Linked DNA regions of Homo sapiens: region 2 is linked to region 1. A link is a loop called in an ENCODE intact Hi-C map of the cell type or tissue named here. Cell type or tissue: endothelial cell of umbilical vein. All regions are shown on one strand. Each heading gives the region's core, and the rest is flanking DNA. Links, peaks and the distances in the headings are about the cores only.

The links. Hi-C counts contacts between places; a loop is a spot of excess contacts. Peaks named below come from ENCODE experiments on the same cell type or tissue, not always from the same donor. Only the 100,000 strongest peaks of a DNase experiment are listed, where the experiment ranks them.
Region 2: a loop joins it to region 1, with 7 times the contacts of the local background. A loop is called at or near these places in 12 of 110 quality-filtered maps.

Annotation. Positions count from the first base shown.
Region 1 is chr3:38,656,476-38,667,631 of GRCh38, forward strand. No RefSeq gene overlaps it. Among named protein-coding and RNA genes, the nearest start is that of SCN5A, 12 kb to the left of the region's middle. In endothelial cell of umbilical vein, for the core only: a CTCF peak has its summit at 6,322 (motif pointing left); a DNase peak (open chromatin) is centred at 6,306.
Region 2 is chr3:38,837,724-38,846,962 of GRCh38, forward strand. It overlaps SCN11A (sodium voltage-gated channel alpha subunit 11), which reads right to left. Exons shown (of 30, transcript NM_001349253.2): 30 at 8,041-9,239. The coding sequence ends at 8,971. Among named protein-coding and RNA genes, the nearest start is that of SCN10A, 26 kb to the left of the region's middle. In endothelial cell of umbilical vein, for the core only: a CTCF peak has its summit at 6,388 (motif pointing left); a DNase peak (open chromatin) is centred at 6,378; H3K27me3 peaks cover 161 bases.

The DNA.
Region 1 (11,156 bases), core at 5,001-7,500:
TGCAACCAACGCCTCAGCCAAGCCTCCTGGAAGCTGGGATGACCAGGAGTTGGGGTGACCCCTTGGAGTTGTCCCAATTTTAGGCCAGAGAGGTATGAGCAAGCTTGTCTACCTCCACTTCAACCAGTCATTGGCAGTGGCCTGCTTCTGATGAGAGGCCATAACCTTGGGTGAGCAGCTCCCATGAGGCAAGGGCAATGTCCAGAGAGGGGCACATCTGAGAGCCATCAACAGCCACGCTCCTGGCAGCTGGAGGAACAACCTCCAGCTGGAGGAGGAGCTAGAGGGAGGAATTCCATCCTAAGAGGGGCTCTGGGCAACTCACTGCAGCATGCTCTCTTCCCTTGGTTGTACATGTGGAGTGAGGGGTGTTGTTGGTGCACGCAATATGGAAGCCATAAGAAAAAGAGCCAACCATTGATTCTATACATTATACAGCCTTCCCAGGTCTGAGCTTTGTAGGGTAAGAAGCACCAGACTGTTGTGGCCGGGGAGGGGGGGTCTCCTGGGCATTATCCCTTTCACTCAGCTGGCCTTTCTGGCAGCTGAATCTGCTCCAAGCATATTCTATTCAAAGCATATTCTCAAGTCCACATGGGGTGATCTGCTTCCCCATGTTCCATTGCATTCCACTGGGGACATGTGATCACCCTGAGTTCTGCCACCTTCATAAAGGTGCAATGGTTGTCCTGTGTTTTGTCATACTTCACATCAGTGCAGTGGTGTAGTTATGTAAGAGGGTCAGGGTGAGAGATTTAGAGGCTGCAGATCCAGAATCCTGGTGCCTGAATTCATCCCACAGATGTATTTTTGGGGGCAGGGAGAATGGTGTGCAGGTAAAGTGTGTCAAATAGTTTATAGCAATGTGAATATCTTTGTCTGAGACATGCACTCACCGGGTCCTTTTGATCCCCACCATTCCGTGTTGTGTTATGTTTATTAAATTACCTGCCTGGCTCTGCCGGCATTTGCGATTTTCTCTCTTGGATTAGGACCAAGCAGCACCAAGAGGACTGTGGAGCACCCAGTGTGGCCACAGGAACTAGGCTTAGAAGGAGGTGGGTAGGCTCTGGGCAGGCTGCATGCTGTAATGAGCAAGCAGGCAGGGACAGGAATGGGGCTGAGGGTGGAGGGGAGGGTGACGTTGGTTACAGAGGAGCTAGTGAGCTGTGTTCAGAGCTGGAGACTCTCACTGGATGGGAACTGTGGTTGGGCATTGGGTTTCCACCAGAGTTTTATTTTTATACATTTGAGAAGCATTTTTATTGATACACACACACAACATGGATTAATCTTAAATTGTTGTGTTAGGTGAAAGAAATCAGCCTCAAAACGTTTTGTAGATGTTATGAATTCATTTATATGGCATTTTGGGGAAGGCAAAATTAAAGGAACAAGAAGCATCAGTGGCCGTGGTGGCTGGGGGTGGAGGGAGGTGTGGGCTGACTACAGAGGGGCGGAGTGAGGGAGGGAGCATTTTAGGGTGGTGGGCTGTTCTGTATCTTGACTGTGATAGTGGTTCCATGACTCTGCATTTGTCAAAACTCACAGAACTGGACACCAAAAGGAATGAATTTCCCTGAATGTAAATTAAAATATAAATAAATAAATGGTTTAAAAAACAAGAAAGGAGGCATTTTTACCTTTGTGAGCGGAAGTGGTGCTTCCTTCAGGAATGTGTGAGTGTGTGGGTGTGTGTGGAGTGGAGGAGAGACAGGAGGTATCTCTGGCTGTTAGAGAGATGGTAGTCAGAGCTGCCGTTCTGGAACAGTCCCTGGATTTCAGGTATTTCACCTCTGCTGCTCTGTACATAAGCCTGGTCTAGGGGCTCTGGTTGCCCAGAAACAGGAGTTTGGACTTTGAAACAAAAGGCTGTGTTTTGTTTTGTTGATCAGATGTTTTCTCCCTAAAGCACTCTTCACTCTCTCTTTGGTGGTAGAGAAGAGGGAGGGAGCTGGTGAGTGAGGGAGCCAGTGATCCCACGATGGGGGCACTCCTGAGCCTCCCCCTCAGTTCCGTTCCTTCCCCAGCATCCAGATTTCTAAAAATAAAAACATCAGGGATTTGGAAAGAGGACTGGAGTCCCAGTACTGCATAGGTTAGCTGAGAGGCTGCCCCAGGCCTCAGTTTCCCCATCTCTAGGAGCAAAACTGTGGGATTCTGAAATCCTCCAGTTACCCCACCTCACTCAGCAAGAATGCTGTCATAATGAATGAAGAAGGCACACAAGGAGCAACTCAGCCTCTCCTGCTGCCATTCCCCTGCCTGGGGCTACCTCCTTCACTTCTGCATCCAAATGCTAACAGGAGTCCTGGGTGTCCCAGCCTACCCCGTGCTGCCTGCACACTCCTGAGATTAGTGAATGAACAAAGGTGTTAGACCTGACAAGAGGATTCAGGAGACTTTGGTTCTTTTTTTTTTTTTTTTTTTTTTTTTTACTGGAAGTCAATGCTTCGGGCCAGAAAATGCTTAGACCTGGCAGCGGCTGACAAAAGCTGCCTCTTGTCAGCAAGTGTATCAGCTTCTGAAAGAGATAAGAGGCAGGGGGCTGGAGTGCAGGCTTCTCAAGTGAACGCTGACAGGAGAACAGAAGAGCTGCCTCCCACTCTCATCAGCACGGAGATCCGGGCTGCCAGGGCGGAGACATCAACCACTCCAGCCCCCACACTGCTCTGATGAGGGGAGACAGGTCTGGGCACCGACAGTGACCTGCCCAGGGCCCGCAAGCAGCAGCGGCTGTTGCTGGGGTCCCTGGGGAAAGTCTGGGGACCTGTCCGCCTAAATGCGCACTGGGAAGAGTGGAGCTGCTCTGGACTTAGCTGTGGAATGGAGGCAGCCTTGTAATTTCTGAGCGCTGTGGAGAACAGAATCCATGTGGCTCCCATTCTGAGAAAGGAGTGTTGGAGGCCCAATCAGCCACAACTCCCAGGGAGGTTGGCTTCAGCCTGGGCCAACTTCGGGACCACTTCCTTACTGATGGACCTTTCCATGGGAACAGGGTGAACACAGGGCTTGATGTTTGTTCTTTTGGAAGATTCTACTGAATAGCTCTCATTCATTTCCAGGGTCCAGACCTTAGCTGTAATGCCTTTTAGGGCCCCACCTGGGATGCTCTAGATAAACATCCAATAGAAATGCCTTTTCCTATGGTTGTTGTCAAGCCTCTAGGGGTGGACAGCAGGGAGAGGCCCTCCGTTTTCCTCCTGGCTCATGTGCCTGGTCTATACCTGTTGGATCACACTGAGAAGCAAAATTGAACTGTTTAATGCTTCTGAGGCTGAGTGGATGGGACACTCAGCCTCAACTTCAACATCCTTCTAGTGCACCTTTCTGTACCCAAGCCAGAAGGCTAGCAAGTAGATTTCCCAGACTCCTTTGCAGACAGAGTTCTGGATTTAAATTTAGATTCCACCAATTAGATGTGCTGGCATGAGATTTGAATAGCAGTTTAAAGCAGAAATCATCTTCCTACTGTTTTGGCTGTTTCTCCTGGCAAGCATAGTAGAGATGTTGGGCTTTTCTATATCAGTATTCCAGTGACCTGTGACTAGATTTATGAGTATAAAAAAATAATATGTAGCAAGTGTAATGGCTTTCTTATCATGGTGAATTCTCCCTTCATTTTTTGAAGCACTCTCTTGGAAGTCAAACATCATGTAGAAAGTCTGATCACCATGCTGTGAGGAAGCTCAGGACTGCCATAGGTAGAGAGATAGTCCATGTGAAAGAGCGATGAGATGCCAAGATCGGAGTAAAGCATTCTTGGATATTCTAGCTCATCCTAACCAACAGCTGAATTCAGCTGAGTGAATGACCCTGGCTATTGCCACATGCAGAAAAAGAACCACTCAGCTGAGCCTGCCCAGGTTCCTAACACACAAACTTATGAGCAAATTAGAAGGTGTTTTTTGTTAGTTTGTTTTTGTTTTGTTTTTTTTTGAGACAGAGTCTTGCTCTGCCACCCCGGCTGGAGTGCAATGGTGCGATCTCGGCTCACTGCAACCTCCACCTCCCGGATTCAAGCAATTCTCCTGCCTCAGCCTTCCAAGTAGCTGGGATTACAGGCACCCGCCACCATGCCTGGCTAATTTTTTTTTTTGTATTTTTAGTAGAGATGGGGTTTCACTATGTTGGCCAGGCTGGTCTCAAACTCCTGACCTCAGGTGATCCACCCGCCTTGGCCTCCCAGGGTGCTGGGATTACCAGTGTGAGCCACCGTGCCCTGCCTAGAAGGTAAGTTTTTAAAGCCCATTAAATTTTGGGATAGATTGTTGCATCTCAATAGACAACTAAAACACTGATCGTTGGATTAAAGCTGTTATAATTATTACGTTTTTAAATGGAGACATAATTTACATGGGGTAATGTTTAAAGTGTACAACTTGGTAAATTTTGACATATGTATACATCCATAAAATTGTTACCACAATTAAGATAGTGAACATATACATTACCTCCAATAGTTTCTTGTGCCCCTTGCAATCCTTCCCTCTTGTCCCTTCCTGTATACCCACCTCCTCACCCCTGTCACCAGGGAACCACTGATCTACTGCCCTTGCTTTCTGATACTACAAATTAGTTTGTATTTGTCTGGAGTTTTCAATAATGGGATAATTATTATTATAATTTTTCATCTGGCTCTTTTAAGCATAATTATCTTGAGATTCATTCCTGTCATTTTATGTATTGATAGTTCATTCTTTTTTATTGCTGAGTAGTATTTCATTGTATGGTTGTGTCACAATTTGTTTACTCATTCAACTGCTGATGGACATTTGGGTTGTTTCTAGTTTTAGCTCTCATAAATAAAGCTTCCATGAACATGGAACATGGTGCTTCCAAAGCACCATGATAAGAAAGCCATTACACTTGCTACATATTCACATGCAAATCTTTGTATGAACATAGGCTTTCATTTCTGTTGGGTAAATATCAAGGAGTGAAATGGCTGGATTGTACAGTAGAGGAATGTGTAAATTTTTGAGAAATCATAAAACTATTTTCTAAAGTGGTTACACCATTCCCACCAGCTGTGGCAAGTTCCACTTCCTCCATTACCTCCCCAAAACTTGGTCTGGTCTGGTCAGTTTTTTAAAAGTTTAGCTAAGTGTTTAATAGTATATCATTGTGATTTTAATTTGCACTTTCCTAATGACGGATGATGTTGAGCATCTTTTTGTGTGCCTGTTTATTATCCTGGTATCTACTTTTTGAAGTGTCTGTTCAAATTTTTTGCCCATTTTAATATTAGATTGTTATTTGCTTATTATTGAGTTTTGAGAGTTCTTTATATATTCTGAATCATTTATCAAATTTGTGTTTGCAATTTTTTCCCAGTATGTGGCTTATCTTTCTTTTTTTTTTTTTTTTACAATGTCATGGACTTCTGGTTTCAAAATGGCAGCATAAGTTCAAGCTAGCTTCACTGTCCTCCCCACAACAGAAAACCAAACCCAAATTATACAGTGCTAGGATTATCACCAGCAATATCCCAGAGCTCAGATATGAGAATGAGTCAATTCCTGGGGCCACAAAGAAGTGAAAAGACTCCAAGCAGACAGTAGTAGAACCAGATTTTCATATCTGCAATGCCCCTTTCCCCAAGCTGCCGAGCAGCAAGCATGCAAAATTCCACCCCCTCCTAACTCATAATTTTTTTTTTTTGAGAGAGTCTTACTCTGTCACCCAGGCTTGAGTGCAGTGGCACGATCTTGGCTTGTTGTAACCTCTGCCTCCTGGGTTCAAGTGATTTTCATGCCTCAGCCTCCTGAGTAGCAGGGACTACAGGTGCAGACCTTGATAATTTTTGTATTTTTAGTAGAGACGGGGTTTCACCATGTTTGCCAGGCTGGTCTCAAACTCCTGACCTCAAGTGATCCACCCACCTTGGCCTCCCAAAGTGCTGGGATTACAGGTGCCAAATCAGTTTCTACATTGGGAAAAGTGATACTAACGTGGGTAACCAGCTTCCCCACTTTCTAGATTCCCTGGCAGGAGCTCTGTCCATGCCTCAACCCACAGGAAGTAGCATGAGTGCCTAAAGGTGACATATTCCTGAGGACAGCAAGAGACAAAGTGGGGAGGCAGGATTATCACCCCTGGCTCTAGAAAATTTGCTTTGTAACTTAGCCGAAGGAGATGGCAAATGGGAGTGGTTGTTCAGCAGCAACACACTGTAGGAGGTACATTCCACAGGTCCTCTGGGCACAGACCGCTTGTCAGCTTTTCCACATTGCTGAATATCGCCTTTGGAGCCTCTTCCTGACTGGCAGCTCTCTGATTACTTGCTAGAGCTGAGGCAATCCTGGGCTTAAGGTGCCATCTAGTGCCAAAAAGGAGGCAGTGACCTAGTAGAAAAAAAGAAATTCAACAGGTAGATTATGAAGAATGTCTAAGTAAATATACCCAATAAGAACGAAAGCAAGTCATACAGAGAATACTGGAGTAAGTTACTAATCCTTCAATGTGAAAACAGTTGTATACAGGGAACTATGACCTCTGCAAATGGACAAAGCAAAGAAACAGTGACTGACCCTAATGAGACAGTGATATGTGAGCTCTCTGACCAAGAATTCAAAATAGCAATTTTAAAGAAACATAGTGGTCATCAAGATAACACAGAAAAAGAATTCAGAGATTTATCAGAGAAATTTAGTTAAGGCATTGAAATAAATTTTTAAAAATCAAACAAATCTTGGAATAGAGAAATACACTTGCTGAATTGAAAAATTCACTGGAGGTTCTCAACAGCAGAATGAATCAAGCAGAGGAAAGAATCAGTGAACCCACAAACAGGCTATTTGAAATGACATGGTCAAGGGAGAAAAAAGGAAAAAGAATAAAAAGGAATGAAGATTTCCTACAAGATATAGAGAATTACCTCAAAGGCCAAATCTAATAATTATTGGTGTTCAAGAGGGAGCTGAGCAAGGGCAAGGGGTATAAAGCATATTCAAGCAAATAATAATGGATTATTTTCCAAAACTTGAGAAAGATATAAATATCTAGGCACAGAAAGGTCAGAGAGCACCAAACAGTTTCAACCCAAACAAGACTACCTCAAGGCATATAATAAGCAAAATCTCAAAGGTCAAGGACAAACATAGGATTCTAAAGGCAGAAAAATAGAAGAAGCAAATTATATATAAAGTAACTCCAATTCATCTGGCAACAGACTTCTCAATGGAGACCATACAGTCTAGGAGAGACGGAACGACGTTTTCAAAGTGCTGAAAGAAAACAACTGCCACCCAATAATACTCTATCCAGAAAAGTGATCCTTGAAATATGAAATAGAGATGAAGTCTTTCCCAGACAAATAAAAGTTAGATAATTCGCCATCACCAGACCCATCTTACAAGAAATGCCAATGGAAACCAAAAAAGAGCAGGAATAGCTATACTTACATCAGATAAAACAGACTACAAAGGGATCAATACAGCAAGAGAATATAATAATTACAAATGTCTATGCACGCAGTACTGGAGTACCCAAGTATGTAAAGCAAACATTAATAGATCTAAAGGGAGAGTTAGACAGCAATACAATAATAACAGGGGACTTCAATGCCCCATTCTCAGTAATGGACAGATTATCTAGACAGGAAAACAACAAAGAAACACCAGAGTTAAGGCACATACTATACAAAATAGGCCTAATTGACAGTTAAAGAACATTTCACCTAATTGCTGCAGAATACACATTCTTTTCATCAGTACATGGAACATACTCCAGGATAGGCCATATTTTAGGCCACAACTCAAGTCTCAACAAATTAAAAAAAGTGGAATTCATACCAAGGATAATTTCTGACCACAACTGAGTAAAACTAGAAATCAATAACAAGAGGAACTTTGGAAACTACGCAAACACATCAAAATTAAACAACATGCACCTGAATTAAAATTAATTAACGTTAATTAATTTTAGTTAATTAAAATTAATTAAAAGGGAATTAAAAAATTCCTGGAAACAAATGAAAATGGAAATACAACATACCAAAAAGATGAAATACAGCAAAGGCAGTACTAAGAGAGAAGTTTATAGCAATAAATGCCCACATCAAAAAAGTTGAAAGACTTCAAATAAACAACCTAATGGTGCACCTTAAGGAACTAGAAAAACAAGAACAAACCAAACTCAAAATTAGCAGAAGGGAAAATAAAAATCAGAGCATAAATAAATAAAATTAAGACTAAAAAATTTATAAAAGATGAATGAAATAAAAAGTTGGTTGTTTGAGAAGATAAATAAAATCAACAAACCTCTGGCTAGATTAACAAAAAAAGGAGACCCAAATAAATACAATCAGAAAGGAAAAAAGGGATGTAACAACTGAGACCATAGAAATACAATGCATCATTGAGGACCATTATGGAAAATTATTGCCAACAAATTGGAAAACCTAGAAGAAATGGATATATTTCTGGACACAAAAAACTACCAAGATGGAACCACGAAGAAATAGAAACTTCAACAAGTCAATAATGAGTAACAAGATCGAAACTGTAATTACAAAGTCTCCCATCAAAGAAAAGCCCAGGACCTGATGGCTTCACTGCTGAATTCTACTAAACATTTAAAGAAGAACCAGTACCGATTCTACTCAAACTCTTTGAAAAAAATTGAAGAGACAGAATACTTTCAAACTCATTATATGAGGCCAGTATTAGCTTGATACCAAAACCAGACAACCAAAAAAAGCTACAGGTCAATACCCCTGATGAATATAGATGCAAAAATTATCAACAAAATACTAGCAAACTGGAGTCAACAACACATTAAGAAGATCTTTTATTATGATCAAGTGGGGTTCATACTAGGGATGCAAGGATAGTTTAACATGCACAAATCAATAAATGTGACATATCACATTAAAAAATCAAGAACAACAACCATATAATTATTTCAGTACATGACAAATCCAATAAAATTCAGCATTCCTTTAGGATAAAAACCTTCAACAAACCAAGCATAGAAGGAACATACTTGAAAAGAAGGCCATATATGACAAACCTACAGCCAACATTATACTGAATGGGGGAAAAATCAGATCTTTCCTCTAAGATCTGGAACAAGACAAGGATGCCCACTTTCACCACTTTTATTCAATACAATACTGGAAGTCCTGGCCAGAAAATTAGTCAAGAGAAAGAAATAGAAAAACCTAAAGAGCACACCAAAAAATTGTTAGAACTGATACAGAAATTCAGTGAAGTTGCAGGATACAAAATAAACACACCAAATCAGTAGCATTTTTATATATTGATATGGTTTGGCTGTGTTCCCACCCAAAATCTCATCTTGAATTGTAATCCTCTTAATCCCCACATGTCAAGGGTGGGTCTAGGTGGAGGTAATTGGATCACGGGAGTGGTTCCCCCATGCTGTTCTCTCTCGAGATCTGATGGCTTTATAAGCACCTGGCATTTCCTCTGCTTGCACTCACTCTTTCCTGTTGCCCTGTGAAAAAGGTGCCTGCTTCTTCTTTGCCTTCTGCCATGATTGTAAGTTTCCTGATGCTTCCCAGCAATGCTGGACTGTGAGTCAATTAAACCTCTTTCCTTTATAAATGACCCAGTCTTGGGTATTTCTTCATAGCAGTGTGAAAACAGACTAATATATATGTCAACAGCAAACAATCTGAAAAAAATTTCAAGAGAGCAATCCCATTAAAAATAGCTCCAAAGAATATAGAATACCTAGAAACCAACTTAACCAATGACGTGAAAGATCTGTACAAAAATACTCTATAAAACACTGATGAAATAAATAAAAAAGATGGTAGGATGCTCCATGCTCATGGAATGGAAGAATTAATATTGTTAAAAATGACAGTACTACTCAAAGCAATGTACAGATTCAATGCAATTCTTATCAAAATACCAAGGACATTCTTCACAGATGTAGAAAAAAAATCCTAAAATTTATATGGTGATATAGTTTGGACATTTGTTCCTGCCCAAATCTCATGTTGAAATATAATCCCCATTGTTGAAGGTGGGGCTTGGTGGGAGGTGTTTGTATAATGAGGATGGATTCCTCATGAATGGCTTGAGCCTTCTCCTTGGTAATAAGTGAGTTCTCACTGTGAGTTCACTTGAGGTATGGTCATTTAAAAGTGTGTAGCACCTGCCCTCTCACTCACTTTATCTTTCTCTCTTGCTTCTGCTTTTTCCATATGATGTGACTGCTCCCACTTCACTTTCTGCCATGATTTTAAGCTTCCTGAAGCCTCCCTGGAAGTAGATGCCAGTGTCATGCTTCCTGTACAGCCTATAGAACCATGAGTCAATTAAACCTTTTTTTCTTATAAGTTACCCAGTCTCAGGTATTTCTTTATAGCAATGCAAGAAAGGTCCAATACATATGGAACCACAAAAACCCTGAATAGCCAAAGCAATCTTGAGCAAAAAGAATGAAGCTGGCAGTATTACGTTACCTGACTTCAAGATATACTCCAAAGCTATAATAACCACATTTTAAAAATCTGATTTAAAAAAGGGCAAAATATCTGAATAGAAATTTCTCAAAAGAAGACATACAAATGGACAACAGGTATATGAGAAAATGCCCAACATCACTAATCATCAGAGGAATACAAATCAAAACCACAGTGAGATACCATCTCACCCAAGTTAGAATGGCTTTTATTAAAAAAACATGGAATAACAGTTGCTGGTGAGGATCTGGGGAAAAGGGAACCCTTGTTCCTACCCATGGCGGGAATGTAAATTAGTACAGTCACTATGGAAAATAGTATAAAGTTTCCTCAAAGAACTAATAATGGAACTATGATATGATCATATGATCTAGCAATTCCACTACTGAGTGTATATATATATATATATGTATGTATATATAATACATATATATGTATATATTCCATATATATGGAAATAAATATATCAGAGGTATCAGCCCTTCTATGTTTATTGCAGCACTATTCACAATAGCCCAAATATGGAATCAACCTAAGTGTCAGTCCATGGATGAATGAATAAAGAGAATGTGGTATATATACACAAGGAAATATTATTCAGCCACCAAAAAGAATGAAATCCTGTCATTTTCAGTAACATGGTAGGAACTGGAGGTTATTATGTTAAATAAAATAAGCCAAGCACAGAAAGACAAATATCACGTGTTCTCACTCA
Region 2 (9,239 bases), core at 5,207-7,706, 180 kb after region 1:
CACCCACCCAACAGCCGTCAAGCAGTCATGCTCTGTGTAGAGAGAGACTACTGCAGGGGTAGGGAAGAGGAGACAGAGAGCTCAGTCCCTCCTCCTAGGACACAGCCCTCTCCTCTCCTGACCAATCTTGCTCACTGGTTTGTCCCTGAATCTGTCCTGCCATCAATCATGAACCTTGTTTCAATCACTACCAATCTCTGGACATCAGTGTTCTCCTCTGTGTAATGAGCTGAGCCAGATGATGTGTTGAAGCTTTCTGAGTGTGGCCATTCCCTAATGAGGGCATTATCTTCATTCTTAGGTGGGCAGGTGCCAAGACATAGCAGCCATCCCTGGAACAGCTGCAGCCCCTCAGTTTGACTTCAGAGCTAAAATGAGGGATGCTGAGGTTTACTGAGACTTCCATTTAAACCCCCAAACCTCAAGGGCAGGCTTTTTGTTACAAGTTTGTTGAAGCTGACATACTGTGAACTGCACACATTTAAAGCATACAACTTGATAAATTGTGACCCATATTATTCACTTGAGAAATCATTACCATGAACAAGATAGCAAACATATCAACATCCTCAAAAGCTTCCTCCTGCCTCTCTATCCTTCTTTCTTATCAATCCCACTCTCACCCCCAGCTTACCATGGGTTTACTTGTCATTACTGTTTAGTTTACATTTTTTAGAATTTTAGATACATGCAATCACTCAGTTTATACTTGTTTTTGTCTAGTTTCTTTCACTCAGCATAATTCGTTTGAGAATCATTCCTGTTATTGCTATCAACTATCAATAGTTCATTCCTTTGTGTTTACTAGGTAGTATAGCATTGGATGGATATACCACAATTCATTTATCCATTCACCTGTTGATAGATATTTGGGTTGTTTGCAGCTTGGGTCATTAAAAATAAAGCTACTATTAGTGTTTGTGCACAAGTCTTTGTGTAGGCATGTTTTCATTTCTATTGGGTAAATACCTGGGAGTGGAATGGCTGAGTTGTGTGGTTGGTAGGTGTACGCTTAACTTTACAAGAAATAAGGAAACTGTTTCCTAAAGTGGCTAGCTATTTTATGTTTCTACCAGCAATATATGACAGTTCCAGTTACTCAATATCCTCAACAAAACTTGATAGTGTCAATTTTTTCTTTCTTTTCTCTAAAGTCCACTTTATTGTTTTTCTTCTTCAAAAATTAGTACTTTATATGTTGTACTTAAGAAATCTTTGCCAACCCAAGATCATTCTCCTATGTTTTCTTGTAGAAATTTTTAGTTTAGCTCACATTTATGTCTATGTTCTATTTTGGTTAATTTTTGTATATGGTGTGAGGTAAGAATCAATGTTCGTTTTTGTTGTTTTTGTTGTACCTGAGTACCCAGTTATTCTAGAAACATTTTTTGGAAATGGTTTCCTCATTGAATCTCCTTGACATCTTTGTTACGTATCAATTGAACATATATGTGTGGTTCTATTTCTTTTCTGGATTCTGTTCTGTTCTGTTCTGTTCTGTTCTGTTCCATTGAGCTATTTATCTATATTTATGCCACTAATACACCATCTTGATTACTATAGCTATAGAACATTTCTTGAAATCAGGTAGTGTTGACCACTCCAACTTTTTTCTTCTTTTTCTGTTATTTTCGCTATTCTAGGTCTTTTGTATTTTCATATAAATTTTAGAATCAGCTTATTAATTTCTACAAAAAACTTTCAGGGACTTTAGGATTGCTTTGGGGAAAAGTTATGTCTTAACAATATTGAGTCTTCTGATCCATGACCATAGTATTATCTTCTTTAACTATTTAGATCTATTTAAATTTCTCAAAATGTTTTGTAGTTTTCAGTACACAGGTCTTGCACCTTAGTTGTCAAATTTATTTCTAAGTATTTCATATTTCCCCATGCTATTGTAAATAGTATTTTAAGTTTTAACTTACAGTTGCTCTTTGCTAGCATATAGAAATACAATTGATTTTAAAATAATGATTTTGTATCCTGCTGCCTCCCTAACCTCACCTTTTTTGTAGATTCCATAGGAATTTCTATGTAGTCAATTATGTCATTTGCCAACAAAGACAGTCTTACTTATTTTCCAATGTATCTGGATGTCTTTTACTTTTTCTTGCCTTATTTTCCTGCTTAGGATTTTCTATACAATGTTGAGTAGAAGTTTCATGAGCAGCCTTCCTTGCCTTGTTTCAGATCTTTGGGGGAAAGTATACCATTATGTAGTTAGCTCTCCTTTATTTTATGCTCTTCGTCAGGTTGAGGAAATTCCCTTTTATGCCCAATTTGCTGGAATCTTAGAGCATTTTTTTAAAAAAATCAGGAATGAACGTTAAATTTTGATAAATGACTTTTTTTCCATCTTTTGAGATAGTCATATGATTTTTCTTTTTTAGTTCATCAGTATGGTGCATTACACTGATTGATTTTCAACTTCCGACCATTCATGTATTTCTGGGATAAATCCCATTTGTTGTAATGTATTTTTAAAAACATATTTCTGGATTTGATTTGCTAAATTTTGTAAAATATCTTTGGATCTATGTTCATGAAGCTTATTGGTTTGTAGTTTCCTTTTCTTGATACGTCTTTGTCTGGTTTTTATACCAGGACCTCATAGAGTCAATTGGAAATATTTCTACTGCTTCAATGTTTTGCAAAGTTGTGTAGAAATTGAATTATTTTTTCCTTTCCTGGAGTTTTCTTTGTGGAAAGAATTTTAACTAAAAGCTCAATTTTTAACCTAGATATAGTACTATTCAAGTTATTTCTTCTTGAGTGAGGCTAGTTTATGTCTCTTGTGGAATTTATTCACTTCATCTAAGTTGTTGAGTTTATCAGAATAAAATTGTTTGTGATAATCCCTTATCATGTTATTTTCTGTAGAATTTATTGTCTATAGAATTAGTGGGTGATTCTACAACAACACGATAATAAGGGATTCATTCTATTCTCATTCCTGGTATTGGTCATTTATAACTCTTCCTTTTTTAGCTGGAAATTTTTCAGTTTATTGATCAGCCCAAAGAGCCAGCTTTTGGTTTTATTGATTCTCTTTATTATTTTTCTGCATTCCATTTCATTAATTTCTCTCTTATCTTTATTATTAATTATCTTCTGATTAGGAGCATGTTTTTAGTTTCCAAAGCAGCTTTAGGGATTTTTCAGGTATCTTTCTGTTATAGATTTCTAATTCAATTCCATTGTGATTGAAAACATATTTTTAGGATTTGAATATTTAAAATTTATTGAGACATTTTATAGTCCCATCTTGGTAAATGTTCTATAAGTACTTAAAAATAATGTGTATTTTGTTCTTACTGAGTTCTATAAAAATCAGAGCAAGTTGGCTGATAGTTTTGTTCAAGTCTCCTATACCTTTTTATATTTTCACTCAGTCCTGGAGTGGTCACTCCCAACTCCAGGCAGGGCGTTTCCCTCACTTGATGTCTCCCCTGATTAGTGGTCCATCCCTTGAGGCTTTGGTGCCCTCCCATGGAATAGTAGAAACCTCTCTTTTCAAACTTCAATGTGAAAATGGATGATCCAGAACATTACTGAGACCTTCACTTAGATCCAAAGCAATTTTTTTTTCAAGTATTGCTCTTTAAAACATTAATTTAGGAGAAAAACTGCGTAGAAGTCTAACTAGGGCTCATGAATCAATAGAATATGAGCCATCAGCATGATTTGGCTCCAGGTATATTTCCTATAGTCCTATAGCTCCAATATACCTCCTATACTTAAAATATAGGAAGAACTTAGAGTATGGAAAGGGGGCAGGGGAACTTGAAGCTGCACTGGCACCAATGACACAGTGTTTTTACTTAGCCTGTATGCTCATTCAGAGTATCTTGAATTGGGGGATTGGTGCAGATTAAAGGAAGCTAAATTAGTACCCCCAGGATACCTCTTGGTAGCACTACAGTCAGACTAGTACAGTTGTAGTCTACATTAATAGAAGTCTATTGTCCAAAAGGAAAAGATGTTCCATTGCTCCCTGCTCTTCTAAAACCTGGGCACCTGGTTTTAGAAGAGATAGATTAACCATATTTAGAAGAGATAGATTAACCATAGATTGCCTGAAGAAGGGAGAGAATAGAAAAAGGATGGAAGCTCTGTCAAAATATTAGGGGACCAAATACATCTACAGAACTGAGTATATTAAATTTGGAGAGGGAGCACAGCATCTCCCCAGTGTGAGTTTCCACATTGTAAAGACAACTTTAAAAACATGCATTACTTTGAGAGAAAAAGAAATGGATGCAAAAGGTTCACAGACACTAGCAAGAAAACCCTGTACCTTCTGTTTAACATCAAGCACATTGTCTCTTTTTGTCTGAGAGGCAGTGCAGTATAGTGGTTGATAGCTTGAGACCTAGAGCCAGAATGCTTGGGTTTGAATCCTGACAAAACCTCTTACTGGCTCTCGAAGAAGCCTCTTATTTCCTCTACATGCCTTAGTTTCCTCATCTGTATAATGAAGGTTACAAATAGTTTCTACCTAATAGAGATATTGTGAAGAGGTAAGGCTGGTAAAGTGGTTACCTGGCCCAGAGTAAGTGCTCAATAAATGTTAGCTCTTGTTTTCTCAGTGCTACTTTGATTACTCCTTGTGTATCAAGGGACAGGATTGCCCATTCAATGACCCCGGAGGTTCTATCTGGGTTGCCAGGCAACAAGCAATCTGGAATCAGTGGCTTACCCTCCTTGAGCAGGAGTAGCTATACAGGATTTCGGATCCCCAAGGGCATTGGGTGTTAGAAACTGACATTCCAAGACTGCTCCCTGGAATAGCTGGCTCCCTGGCCCAATTGTTTATAAGGCAAGCTCTCATCTTCGCCCTATAAAAAGGTAGAGCAATAAGGGGTGGGATTCTTTCCTGGATCCTGCATGCTGCTTGGTGGAAGGGATGAAAAGGTGGGACTGTGTATCTCATCTTGTTGACCCAATTTCTCCAAGGAAGCCTGCTCTGTTCTCACATTACATGTCATGGTATTTACTGTCACCTACTACCCCACATTCTTCTCTGAACTGTCTCACTCCTCTTCACCTTCATTCCCTGAAAACATACCCTCAGGGCAAGTCCCTTGCCTGCTTCTAGAGCTGGGTGTACTCTCTCTCTCCCATGATGTCTGCTCCTGGGGTTTCAGACATCACCTTTGCACCGAAGACTCCTGTCCACACCTTGTCCTCAAGTTCAAGTCTTGGCTGGGCATTGTCAGTTAGACCTGACATCTTAAACTTTCAAAATATTTAAAATTGAATTACATTTTAGATGTTCTTCCTCAGCCATTAAAACAAACAAACAAACTCCAACCCTTGCTCCTCCTATGCTATTAACTTAGTACCCTTTACTGTCATCTATCTTGTCCTCCCTCATGGTCAGGCAGCTGGCACAAGCATCTTGGAATCACACCGCATTGCCCTCACCTCCTTCCTGGCTCAGTGCCTCTTCCCTACCAGGATCAGACCTTGTTTTTCTCCATTCCACCTTGCACATTCTATCCAGTTATTTTTCTTCCCTGCTAAAACACCTTCAATGCCTTCTTATTATCAAAATACGCTAGAACTCCTCACTCTGGCATTTGAGGCTCTCCACAAATGTCTGTGTCTAAGATTCAGTTGCTGCTGCTCCACTCCCTATACTCCATGTCCAGTCAGTTGGGTAATTCATACTTCCTCACACTTTCTAGTTGCCATTGAGCTGCCTGTACTGTCTCCCCGACTTCAAACACCCTCCAAAACCAGGTTCACCTGTCAAAATCCTACATACCTGTCAAGCGCATCCATCTCAGATGCTCCTCTCTCAGGAGGTCTTTCTGTGAGCTTGCTTCATTCATGTCCTCAGAGCAGAGGCATGTTTCTGGTTTATTACACTTGTTATGTTGTATTGCATTATTATTGCATGGACACTCATCCAATTCTCCTGCCAAAGAGCAAATATGCTCTTGAGACTATAGTCCTATAGTCTATTTGGTTAGAAGCAGTTTACACAAAATACACTGCATTCATCCTTGGAACATGTCTGCCAGATGAATTGCACGGGGGCTGATCTACCTAGAGTAAAGAAAACTCAGAGAATAAGGGGACTGGATTCATGTGCCTGGAGGGCTGTTTGCAGTGGAAACTCAGTATGTCCCAGGGAAACAGAGCTCACACCAACATCTCTGCCTCCTGAGGGTGTCCTGGATCCTCTCGCAGTGAGCAATATTTCTAGGGATATTACTATGAGCTTTCTATCACCCATCCAGGGTTTAGATAATTCACCATATCCTGCCTGGGCTCTTCTCCCTTCAACCCTATGGCTTTCTAAGTGCCAGGCCTGTGTACAGATGATGTGCAGCCCTCTCCGAAAAGAACATGTTGGACATTTGCTGCCATCTAGTGAAGGTAGAGTGGTCCAACCTTTTGATAAAGCTAAGCAGATCTTGTTTTCTCCCTAGGAGGTGGCCCCTGGAAACCAGCCCTGGTTAAACAGAAGCATGTCAGGGTATACAGGTGTGCATGGAAGGGAGGAGGGTGAAGCCTGTTTTATTATTATTTTTATTTTGTTCCACATATTCTGAGGGTGAAGCTTCTATACAAAACAGATCACATTCAAGCTCCTGCATGGCAGTCTGGAATGGGCAAGACCATGTCCTTCCAGATCCTCCCCCTACCTCTAGCCAAAAGGTACCCTTCTTGAAATGATGACGAGCCATCTTTTTTTTTTTTTTAGAAACTTGATAGGGAATCTATAAAACACCTAAGGTTCATAATCAGAGCTTCTTTTAAAGGAGCCATAGGTTACTTCCAGTACCTCAAGGAGAATGTGGCCATGACTTTGTAACTAGTGATTTCCACAAGGCCCTCCCAGTCCTGCACAGGAGCCCTGGTAGCCCATCTCAAAGCTTCCCTGGTCCTGAGCCCACCCACTTCCCCTTCCCATCATGGCACACAGGCTCGGGCTCCACCAGGTGCATGACTGTATGCAGGTCACTCAACTTCTCTGAGCCTCAGTTTTCTCCTTTTTAAATGGGGTATATCTTCCTCATTGGGTTGGTACGAGGTACAAAAGAGATCATTCATGACAAATGCTTAGCCAGTGCCTGATGCACAGAAACCACTAAATAAATATTAGATAATGATATTATCACTATTTTTACCAATGCTTCAGAGCACAAGGCTGCCTACAAAACTCAGGCCCTTGAAATGAATACATCAAGTCATGGTAAGATCTTACACACTGAAAATAATCACCTCTCAGCCCACCACAGGATCCAGTGCTGCCATTCCCTTTGCTGGGCAGTGTGGGGCAGGTCAGAGGGCCCGACCTCAGACTCCAGGCTGCTGACAGACACATCAGTTCTTCTCACCTGTCTGAGATACAGGGTTCCAGGGCTATCTCTATGAGGTTTTCCTCCACTCCTCAATGATCACAATGTAGGTTCTTTGCCCCTCGCCCAGCCTTTTGGGGGACTGAAAGCCTAATGCCTGTTTGACCTCTTGGCATCTCCAGTTTTTAGGGAACTCCTGGGCTCCTCCTGCTCCCAAGCCCTTTTGATAGGTCTGGGTGTTTCTTTGAAACAGACATTCAGCCAAAACTGTAAATAGGGCTCATCAAATGGCTAAGATCACTGGTTAAGCAGTATGTCTATGGATCTCTCACCCCGTGCCCCACGTGTTGCTAAGAGGGTACTCTCTCTGTCCAAGGTGCCCACTGCAAATATCTTAACCAGCCAAGTGGGGCTCTCTTTTCAGTTTCAGCAAGTGATGTGCTGCAGTCAGCTTGAGCCAGCTCTCAAGAACTTATTATGAGCATCTCTTCTCAACTCCACGTCCAGTAACATGTTGATAGCTTGAAATCAGCCATAATGGGAGTACTCACACCACAGAGATTAGTGAATGCTATAAAGCATGGCTTTCTTTTTCCTGAACAGTCAGTTGTTAAACACTTGTCAGATACACCACTGGTTCTAGTCTTTAATTGCAAGCAAAGCACCACATTTAAACCACTACTCACACAACCACTGAACAAAAGGGGAATATTAGTGTACTACCTGAAAGGAACACAAACAGAAAGCTTTATTGAATTTATATATATATATATATCTGAGATGGTAGCTTGTGAAAGGGTAGTAATTGACAAGTCAAGATTGTGCCTCTAGGTTTTAAACAAACCCAAAATAATTAATGTTGGTAAAAAATGTCTGCAATAAGCTATTCATTTATTGGCAAGTTTTGAATTTTCATTTAGCATGCAAAAGAGCTACATGTGATAAACCACATACTTGCATCAGGAAAATATCAAACAAAAATGATGTATCTAGAAACATAGAAAATACAACTTAAAATTTTAATGTGTTTTTTGTTTCTTATTCTTTTTTGTTTAGATATAATTTGAACCATGTTTCTTTTCTTTTCTTTTTTGAAACAGAGTCTCACTCTGTCACCAGGCTGGAGTGCAGTGGCACGATCTTGGCTCACTGCAACCTCCGTCTCCCAGGTTTAAGCGATTCTCCTGCCTCAGCCTCCCAAGTAGCTGGGACTACAGGCGCACGCCACCATGCCCAGCTAATTTTTGTATTTTTAGTAGAGACGGAGTTTCATCATGTTGGCCAGGATGGTCTCGATCTCTTGACCTCGTGATCCACCTGCCTTGGCCTCTCAAAGTGCTGGGATTACAGGCATGAGCCACTGCGCCCGGCCTGAACTATTTCAATCCTAAAATTGGTATGTCCTTTTACAGTCCTTCCTGGTGTCTTCTTCCTTATTATAATAGTACCACTGGTTGTCAAGTAGCCTTATCTTATATCTCTGTAAGTATTATTTAAAATGAAATTGAAATATCATTTATTTTAGCCAGAAAAGAAAATGGAATGGCTAATTTGGTGAATCCACTCCCTGTTGATACACTAAGCTGCTGACCCCTGGAGCTCAGAGGCTGAAGGCAAGGCTGTGAAGCTATGAGGTAGGCGTGGAGGTGAGGGCTCAGTCACAGTGGACCTTGCCCTTGGCCACCCCAAAGCTAGACAAGTCTCCATTGCAAAGAGTCTGGAGTGGTGAATGAGGCCCGTTTTCCAAGTCATTTTGGTCACCTTGGTCACCCTTGGTCACCTTCATCATGTACTTTCGAAAGGCCTTTTGAATAATAGCAGCACCTCTTTCCTCTTCCTTTCTCTTGGTGGTGGTGACTATGGGTTCATACAACTTCTTGAGAGGATTGGCTTCCATGAACTTCTCTTCCATCATTGCTTTCA